2 separate regions of the Homo sapiens genome follow, and region 2 is linked to region 1. Evidence: read pairs that join two places in POLR2A ChIA-PET (ENCODE). Cell type or tissue: OCI-LY7. All regions are shown on one strand. Links, peaks and the distances in the headings refer to the core of each region. The heading gives the core; the rest is flanking DNA.

The links. ChIA-PET counts read pairs that join two places held together with the same protein. Peaks named below come from ENCODE experiments on the same cell type or tissue, not always from the same donor. Only the 100,000 strongest peaks of a DNase experiment are listed, where the experiment ranks them.
Region 2: POLR2A ChIA-PET joins it to region 1 with 6 read pairs; 2 of 35 experiments call an interaction of 5 or more read pairs at or near these places.

What each region holds. Positions count from the first base shown.
Region 1 is chrX:7,080,631-7,085,026 of GRCh38, forward strand. All of the region lies in intron 2 of PUDP (pseudouridine 5'-phosphatase), which reads right to left. Among named protein-coding and RNA genes, the nearest start is that of STS, 65 kb to the right of the region's middle. RefSeq lists enhancers at 1,509-2,009, 2,010-2,510, 2,630-2,699. In OCI-LY7, for the core only: no CTCF peak of the experiment used is centred there; DNase peaks (open chromatin) are centred at 2,177, 2,591 and 3,531; H3K4me3 peaks cover 2,177 bases; H3K27ac peaks cover 2,499 bases.
Region 2 is chrX:7,386,791-7,391,186 of GRCh38, forward strand. No RefSeq gene overlaps it. Among named protein-coding and RNA genes, the nearest start is that of PUDP, 240 kb to the left of the region's middle. In OCI-LY7, for the core only: no CTCF peak of the experiment used is centred there; no DNase peak of the experiment used is centred there.

The DNA.
Region 1 (4,396 bases), core at 240-4,239:
ACTAAAATGCCACACTATTTCATTAGTTTGCAACAACCACTGATTAGTATCACAGAGGACTATATTTATTAGCTAAATTTCAATTTAAACCTTAACCTAACTGATGGATGAGATAAAAGGCTCTAATTTTTTTAAAAAAGAGACAGTCACGTGTGGCAGTGCGTCCTGTAACCCGTTACTTGGGAGGCAGAGGCAGGAGAATCGCTTGAACCTAGGAAGTGGAGGTTGCAGTGAGCCGACATAGCGCCACTGCACTCCAGCCTGGGTGACAGAGCCAGACTCCATCTCAAAAAAAAAAAAAAAAAATTAGCCAATCATGAACTTCTGTCTGGATATAAACAGTGATTAAAGCTGAGTATCAAAACAATCTGAATTTAAAACAAGATTTTTAAATTGCTAGATCACACAATTTTAAACCAATATTTTAAAAAATGGAGCACACTTAAACACATGGCTCTGTAAAACACACTGTATAAAAATTTTCTTAAAGTACTTTGGTGCTATTAATTTTAAAAACTTAAACAGATTATTTTATTATTATTGTTTTGAGACAGGATCTTGCTCTGTGACCCAGGCTGGAGCAGAGTCAAACAATCATAGCAGCCTTGACCTCCTGGGCTCAAAACGATTCTCCAGCCTCAGCCTCCCGAATAGCTGGGACTACAGGTGCATGTCACCATGCCTGGTAAATTTTTTTATGTTTTGTAGAGACAGGGTCTCCCTATGTTAGCTAAGCTAGTCTTGAAGTTCTGCTTCAAGTAATCCTCTTGCCTCGGCCTCTCAAAGCCCTGGGCTTAGAGATGTGAGCCACTGTACCCGGCCGATTATTTTATTTTAGCTTATCCTTCTTGCATTTCTATTGCTGTGAATTATTTCTAAGGTGGAGTAGATAAACAAACACACACCAATGTGTCTAGACTGGAATGCAGCTCAACATTCTTATTGATGGAGAATGAATCAAAAACGGTTTTGGACGACTGCTTTACACCACCACAACATACTGAGATCTCCAAAATGCTTGGGACTCCTATGAAGATGAAAGCCAAGACAAGACTATGACCACAGTCAGAGATTACGGGACATCCGTCAATTATACGCCCTCTTTGGGCCTCAATTTTGTCATCTGTCAAAGAGCAATGATTAACGTTCCTCATGGAATTAATTCACAAGAAGAACAATGCCTGGAAAATGACATGGGTGAGGAAGCCCCAGATAAATGTTAGGTAGTGTCGTTATCATCAGATATAGCTCCAGTGTATCATCAGGAATGAACGATCCTAATCACCTGATTCAAAACTGCCTGATGCCTTCACAAAGTTTTTCATCTTTTAAAGAGTGCACACAAACTTTGTCTCACTCAGTGGCTTTCCCTGAGAAGTAAAAGACGAAAAAATGCAAATGGAGTTCTGTTCTAGGGAGAAGCTGGTTAATTATGTGTATAAATGAACTCCAGTTCCCAGCTCCTAGAATTTGGTGTGCTTCCGTGGGTTTACAGGAAGGGCAGAGAGACAGATATCTAGGTATCTGTTGCTCCAAACAATCAGCTCACAGGACACATCTCCAGGGGAAGAACTGGGGAATGTGGAGAATCAGCACTGTGAGTGGGAAGAAACGCTCCTGCTTTCCTCCATCCTAGAGACCCAAGGTGGGTGAGAACAGGGATGTGCAATTAAACAGGATTAAACAAAGGAAAGAGGCAGAAGACAGGCAGCTGCCGCGCGGTCTCAGGTGTTCGTGGCATTCTTTTGTTGGGTGATCTGGCCATCAGAACCCTACAAGCCTGAACATTCTCTGTACTACCTAAGACCTGCAGTGAGCAACAGAATCAAGTGGGGGGTACCGGGGGTTGACAACGCAAAGTGGGAGAGGGAACCGCTTAGAGGGCCGTGCATGTCATTAACGCTGTGTGCCGAGAACCATGTCCTGGGCCTCAGTCTAGAAGAGCTCTATGAAGTGAGACATGGAAGACAGCCCGTGCCACTGGGGCAGACGATGTGGTCAGCTGATGGATGCCACCTGGCTACCTGTGAGAAGACGCTGATGCTATCCCAGGACCAGACACACCTGTGGGATTCTGCTGAGCCTCCACTTCCTGCATGGGCATCCTAAGGGTGCCTGGCCCGTCACCCCACCCCACCATGGGGAAGGTGCTTTGGCATGCTGTCTTTCTTAGGGGCTACTTTTGCAACTGCCTGAACAGCAGGTGTTATGCTTCAAAAGCTTTGTGTGACTGAGAGCAGTGGGTTGAACGGTAGCCCCCAAACAGAAGTCCTCACCCATGGTACTTCTGTCTTGTTTAGAAAAAGGGTCTTTGGAGATGTAATTAAGTTAAAAATCTTGAGATGAGCTCACTTTGCCACGTGGAAACGGAGGCAGAGACTGAAGTGATGTGGCCACAAGCCCAGGGATGCCTAGAGCCCCCAGGAGCTGGGAAAGGCAGGAAGGATCCTCCCCTAGAGCCTACAGAGGGAGTGTGGCCCTGAGACACCTTGATTTCAGACTTCCAGTCTCCAGAACTGGGAGACAGTCAACTTCTGTTATTAGAAGTTGCTGAGTTTTCAGTATCTTGTGGCAGCAGCCCCAGGAAATGAACACACAGGTGCTCTGTTCTTGAATGTGAATGAGCAGAACAGACACTGCCAGGTGTTTGTGGAAGAAGACTCAAACAGGCAGAAGACAGGAATCTGCCAGAAAAAAATGACAATCCAGAGAAAAGTGGGCGAGGAAGCAACAGTCATGATAATAATTAGTATTCATGAAGACATATAAGTTACTGAGTCCTTAAAACAAAAACAGAATGCTAGAAAAGAACAATTCCCAGAAGAAGAAAGAACATATGAGGATTAAAATAAATCAGGAGAGGAGGGCCGACACAGGCAATGTCAGCTACGACACCAAGCTGTCTGGGATGCGGTTCAAGACAGTTGTGGGGGGCAGGTGGTGGACAGACGGCTGCTCTTTCTCGTTCCTTAGAAATATGTCCGGTTTGGCTGGGCATGGTGGCTCATGCCTACAATCTCAGCACTTTGGGAGGCCGAGGTGGGCGGATTACTTGAGGTCAGGAGTTGCAGACCAGCCTGACCAACATGGTGAAATCCCATCTCTACTAAAAACACAAAAATTAGCCAGGCGTGGAGGCACATGCTTGTAATCCCAGCTACTCGAGAGGCTGAGGCAGGAGAATCACTGGAACTCAAGAGACGGAGGTTGCAGTCAGCCGAGATCACACCACTGCACTCGACAGAGAAAGACTGTCTCAACAACAACAACAACAAAAAAAAAAAGAAGGAAAAAAAAAGAAATACGTCGTGATTTTTAAAACATTGACAATATTCAAATATACACAGAAAGAAACTGCCTGATTGATATTGCTTTATTTCCTGTGAGGCAGTTTCACTTCCTGAGGACTACAGAGAAACCCTGTCACCCTCCGGCCTCCATCCTCTTCCTAAGACTCAGAATCTGAGCTGTTACCTGCATCTTTGCGGGTGAAGACATAGCTCATGTGCTTTCACTTCCTGGAAACTTTACCAGGCTTCTCACACCCTTGTAACCCGCTGGGATTCACCACAACACCTCCAGCAGCTGGCTGCAGTTATTGCGGTTGTATGTATGTGGTTAGAAACTTCCACTCAAGAATGAGTCACAACCTCTGCACTCCCAAGACCCCATGCAGACATCCAGTGAATAAACTGCTTATTTCCTGCCGTCTGTTTTCCTCATCCTCGTACTCCATCCTCTCTGTTCTTAGGAATGGAAGGCAGTGGTGGGGGCAGGAATCATTCCTTTTCCTTGCAGTACATGTGTGCAGCATGGAATAGAAAGTGATTTCAGATACATAGTGGGAAGGTGAGCTAGTTTTCCTTTGACTCCATCCATGGCTTATGAAGCAAGCTGAATGCTGGCTGTGGGGGTGTGAGGATGGCCCCTGCACTACACAACAATGCTCAGAGTTTCTCAGGGTTTGTGTTTCCAATTAGGAGGCCACGCTTGGCTGGCACATGCTGGGCCCTCAATAAATATCTATGACCGATATTGAATGGACAATTAAGGCAAAGGTCATTAAAAATAACATTTGGCTATGTGAAAATCACTCAGATTCTAGATTTTAAGTGTTCTCCCCACAAAACATGATGAGAAAGTGAGATGATGCATGTGTTCATTACCTTGACGCAGCCACTCCACAATGTATACATACTTCAAAACACGTTGTGTGTGATAACTATATACGATTTCTATTTGTCAATTAAAAAATAAATAAGTTAAAAAAATAGCATCCGGTTATCCGAGTTCATGGTGGGGAGCCTTCTCATGAAGCGGTTAGCATTCTCCTTTACACAAGACAGACCTGTTACTCTCTAATAAGATGCTGCCTCCTGGAAAATGTGTACCCAGA
Region 2 (4,396 bases), core at 144-4,143, 310 kb after region 1:
AGTTTGCAGTCCTCCAATATGGAGTAATTTCACTCCCCATCTGAAAGAAAGGCATGCCAAACACTGTCTCCAGCTGTCTTCTAGGGAGGAACTACTGGCTCTCACATCAAGTGAGTGTAGAGTTTACGGGAGAGTCAGAGGGGTAGCTGTTTGGGAGATTTCCCTAAAAGTATTTCTCAGGAGATGTTTCTTTGCCTAGGCAAGGGATGCCACTAATACTCTCTACTTGGATTCCTCTGCCTAGACTTCAGGAGTTTCTCTCCTTCTCTTTGAGGTTCTCAGCTTAAAGAACTTAACCCACCCTTCATGTCAACTGCCTGGCTTTTCCTCTCCCTCTTCTCATCTTTAGTTCATCCTTCCAATATCAAATAACTTATTTCACCTTTATGTCTCTTGAGGACTTTCTTTATATGTTAACTTCTGTGCTTCTTTAATTGCTTACAGCAAAATGCCAGGATTGTACTTCCAGGTTTTACTTTGGTTTATCAAGAAAAATGTTATGGACTTAGAAAGCCTTTTCTTTTGCTGTCAATACCTTGCGTGCAAAACGAGACCATCTCTGAAGATTGAGACACATCCACTTTGCAAACCCAAAATGCAGCAATGAGATCTTTATTCTAGGCATGTGTGCCTCCTTCTGAAGGAATCAGCTCTCCTGGTTCAATGGGTTCAGTGGGCAGAGTTTCATGAACTAGGGAGAAGAAAACATATTTTGGTTTACTGTTTCAGATCTATTGTCAGCTTTATATATGAATATGTGTGTATTTTTTATTGAATCACCAATTTCCCATCTACTACTAGTTATTAAAATAAGCCAGTTTTATATGTTTATAATTAGGAAAAGTAGCAGTTATAAACTGTAATACCCTAAAGGGTGGCATGATTTGAGAGTGTGAATAAACTCTAAAGAACAGAAGTTGCAGGCCGAGTGCGGTTGCTCAAGCCTGTAATCCCAGCATTTGGGAGGCCGAGGTGGGGGGATCACTTGAGCTCAGGAGTTCAAGACCAGCCTGGGCAACATGGTGAGACCTCATCTCTACACACACACACACAAAATAAATAAATAAAAATTAGCCAGGCATGGTGGCGCACACCTGCTGTCTCAGCTACTGGGGATGCTGAGGCAGGAGAATAGTTTGAGCCCAGGAGCCGGAGTTTGCAGTGAGCCATGATCACACCACTGCAGTCCAGTCCAGCGTGGGAGACAGAGCAAGACTCTGTCAAATAAATAAATAAATAAATAAATAAATAAATAAATAAATAAATATCAGAAATTGCCAATCTCATCCTTGAAGACAATGGGCAGAATCTCTTTATAGCTTATGGTGTGCTCAAGTCCTCACCCCAAATTCCAGTCTTTATCTAGGCCCTTCCAGCCCTTTGTTCTTGGGATCATGTTGTTATTCAGCCACTCCAGGGTTTGTCAACCTAGGAGAGGAATGAAATATACCCCACCAACTATCGCCCATCAAGTTCTGGAAGGAAAGAGAAGAGCAGTGTGGGTCTGCTAGCTCTGGAGATCCTAGTTTGTTTCTACATTGGGCCTCATTCCTCACTCTGCTCTGATCCTGGTGTTGCCTTGATCCTCACTTTGCCTCCTAGTTCCTGCCTTCCTGCTGGGCTAGAATATTCCCACTCCAGTTCTCTGCTCTTTTAGCAGGGTAGGTACTAGGAAGGTAGGTTATCAGTAGTTGTGGGAGGAAGATAGAGGGTGTAACACCATGCACTCATATACACACCTCCCTCCAGCACTACCATTGTACCCCAAGACATGTGTCCACTGACTTACCCACATTGGCTTAGGAAGGGCTCCTGAACCCTAAAAATGCTTAAGAGAGCAAAAGTGGCATAAAAGAGACTGAGCTTTGGAATCTTTGGTTCAGATTCCTAGTTGGTCATACACTAGCTGTGTGACCCTGGGAAAATTACTCCATCTGTTAAAATTTCACCTTCCTCACCTACAAAATCTGAATAATTTTCACCTGCCTACATGACAGAATTCATAGGAGAGTAAATATGGCATGACAAAGTGCCTAGGGCATGGTACACTCTCAGTAAATGCTGATTTTTCCTTTCCTTCTGGAGGCTTACCTGTAACAACCTATTCTCAGCTGCCCCATGACCCCTGACCTCAGCTGCATGTCTAGGCTCAAAGTGTCTTATACAGTACAGGTGCTGAAATCCAGAGGTTTACATGCAAATTGGACTGCATAATTTCTGTGTTTTTTTTTTCAGTGTTTATTTCAACATTAGTCTCCCTAATATTCATGGTTTTCAAGGTCAGTGGAAAATCATGTTGATTCGTATGACTCTGGATGATTAGAGTGAAGGGCTTTTGACTTCATCACTTGTAGCTGCTTAATGGCTGAAGAATTAACAAAGGAGAAAATAGTGTGAACATGCCAAAGGAATGGTGATTAGAGTTGCATGATTGAAAAGTTTGACATGTGTGGGGAAAAATCCATCTACTGCCCTGTCCTTTAATGCTGTGGCAGTTTTGCTCATATGCATGAGTAAAATGCAATTTCTACCAGTAGAATTCACTTTTGCTCAGAGGGGAAAAAATGCATGTGTCATAGTAGGATCTGGGAGTTGGAATTCAAAAGGTATAATCTAATGAGTGGGTAAAGAGAAAGACCCAAAGAGAAATGTTTGAGAGTGAATGGAGAGGAGAAAGGAGCAGGAGGAGACAGAGAGAGAGAGATACAGAGAGAAATAGCTTACAGAGGTATTTTTATCTGGTATTGTTTACTGGGAACCAAATTGATTCAACTACTGTATACCCAGCCCTAAACTTTTGCCTCAACCCAGTCCACTGAGACATAATCACTGGTTAGCTTTGAAACACATTTTCTAATTTCATTTCTTCATTGTTTTGCACACTTCAAGGCATCCTAGCTTCAACCAGAAACCAAAGAACATCTGCAATCACAGCCGGACACATTTTGTTGCAAAAGTCAACATTGCTGAATTCCAGTCCTCTTGATATTCTGAGCCTCTCAGATGTCAGGGGATATCTTGTTTTTCAACATACTCTATTGAAATGTTATACACGGCTCATGAAAAATATGCCATTTGATAGACTTCATAAATCCATCTGCTATAACAGCCACTATGATAAAGGTCAACTGTGGAGTGTGAGGGCATTTCCTAATCCTCTCCATTTTCATTCTCTTTAACCCTGTCAGTCCATGAAGTTGCTACTAAAGCTTGATGCTGTAGCTATGCATGCTGCCTGTACCTTGTTTTTAGATTCTTATCAGCGTAAATGTGCATGGGATCCTTATGGCTACTCTGTAAACTCCTAAATTTCCCGTCCTTATCTGAGGAAGTGCTAGGTACTGCTAAAGTAGAAAAGTCAGAGCCAGAGGAGATTTTTAATATAAAATAAGGCCCAGGAGAAGAGCAATCTTAGTCATGCTAGATATTTCTGAAGCATAACTTCTTAGTGGGAGATAGGAAGTAAGGAAGCTACTTGCAGTCTCTCAGCTGGGGGCCTCTTCTCCATGGATAGCAATTCAGAGATGGAAAACTATAGTTCTATTCTGCAACTAAGAATTATTTCTTATGGGACCCTGCATTTCTTTTTCCTACTCCCTATATAATCCCCTCCAACTTCAGATAATCTCAAGCCTGTTCATCAATTTAAAAAAAAAAAGTACTAAAAAAAGAGATTTCTACTTTATTTTTGGCTCACTCTTTAAGTTATGCACATAGGAATCTACATTTTCTAGCCTCCAAAGTGACGTGGATGGTAGGGACAGTAATGGAATGAAAAAGTACATCTGGTTGAGCTAATCAATTTCAAGCACTTGACTGTTTTTGCTTTTTGTTTTCCCATAGGGGGAATCCAGAAGCCTTTCTAAAATAATATGAGAAGGCATGCTATTGAGAAAATTCCTCAAACATGAGTGTGAGGGTGTTGACAAAGCCTAGGAAGAGAGAAATTACTCGTTATGAATAGGGGTTCTATCTTTTGCTGATAAAAAATCAGGAGGAAAGAAGAAAAGCAAGAAGTTAGGGGAAAGACAATGCCATAGGAGGTGAAGAATAGATCAAGACATTCTTTTTCCTGTATTTTATATTTCTCATGTATAATTTCATTGCATTTAATCCTTCTATTATCTTGAGCGTACAGAGAGTCTGTAACATCTATTGGAATTACGCATGTAAAGTCTGTGTTCTAATGGAAGTAAAATTTGTTTTCTCAGTTAAAAATAGAGACAATTTTTTTCCAGGCCCTCTCACAAGAGTCTGGAATAAATCAACATGTTTACAAATACAATAAATGTGCTACAAGCCAATTGGGGATTTGTTTGTTCACATTTTCCCAATGGCTTTGGACAGGCGGTTCAAAAATAAGCACAATTCTCCATGGAATTTCCACTGAGTAAGA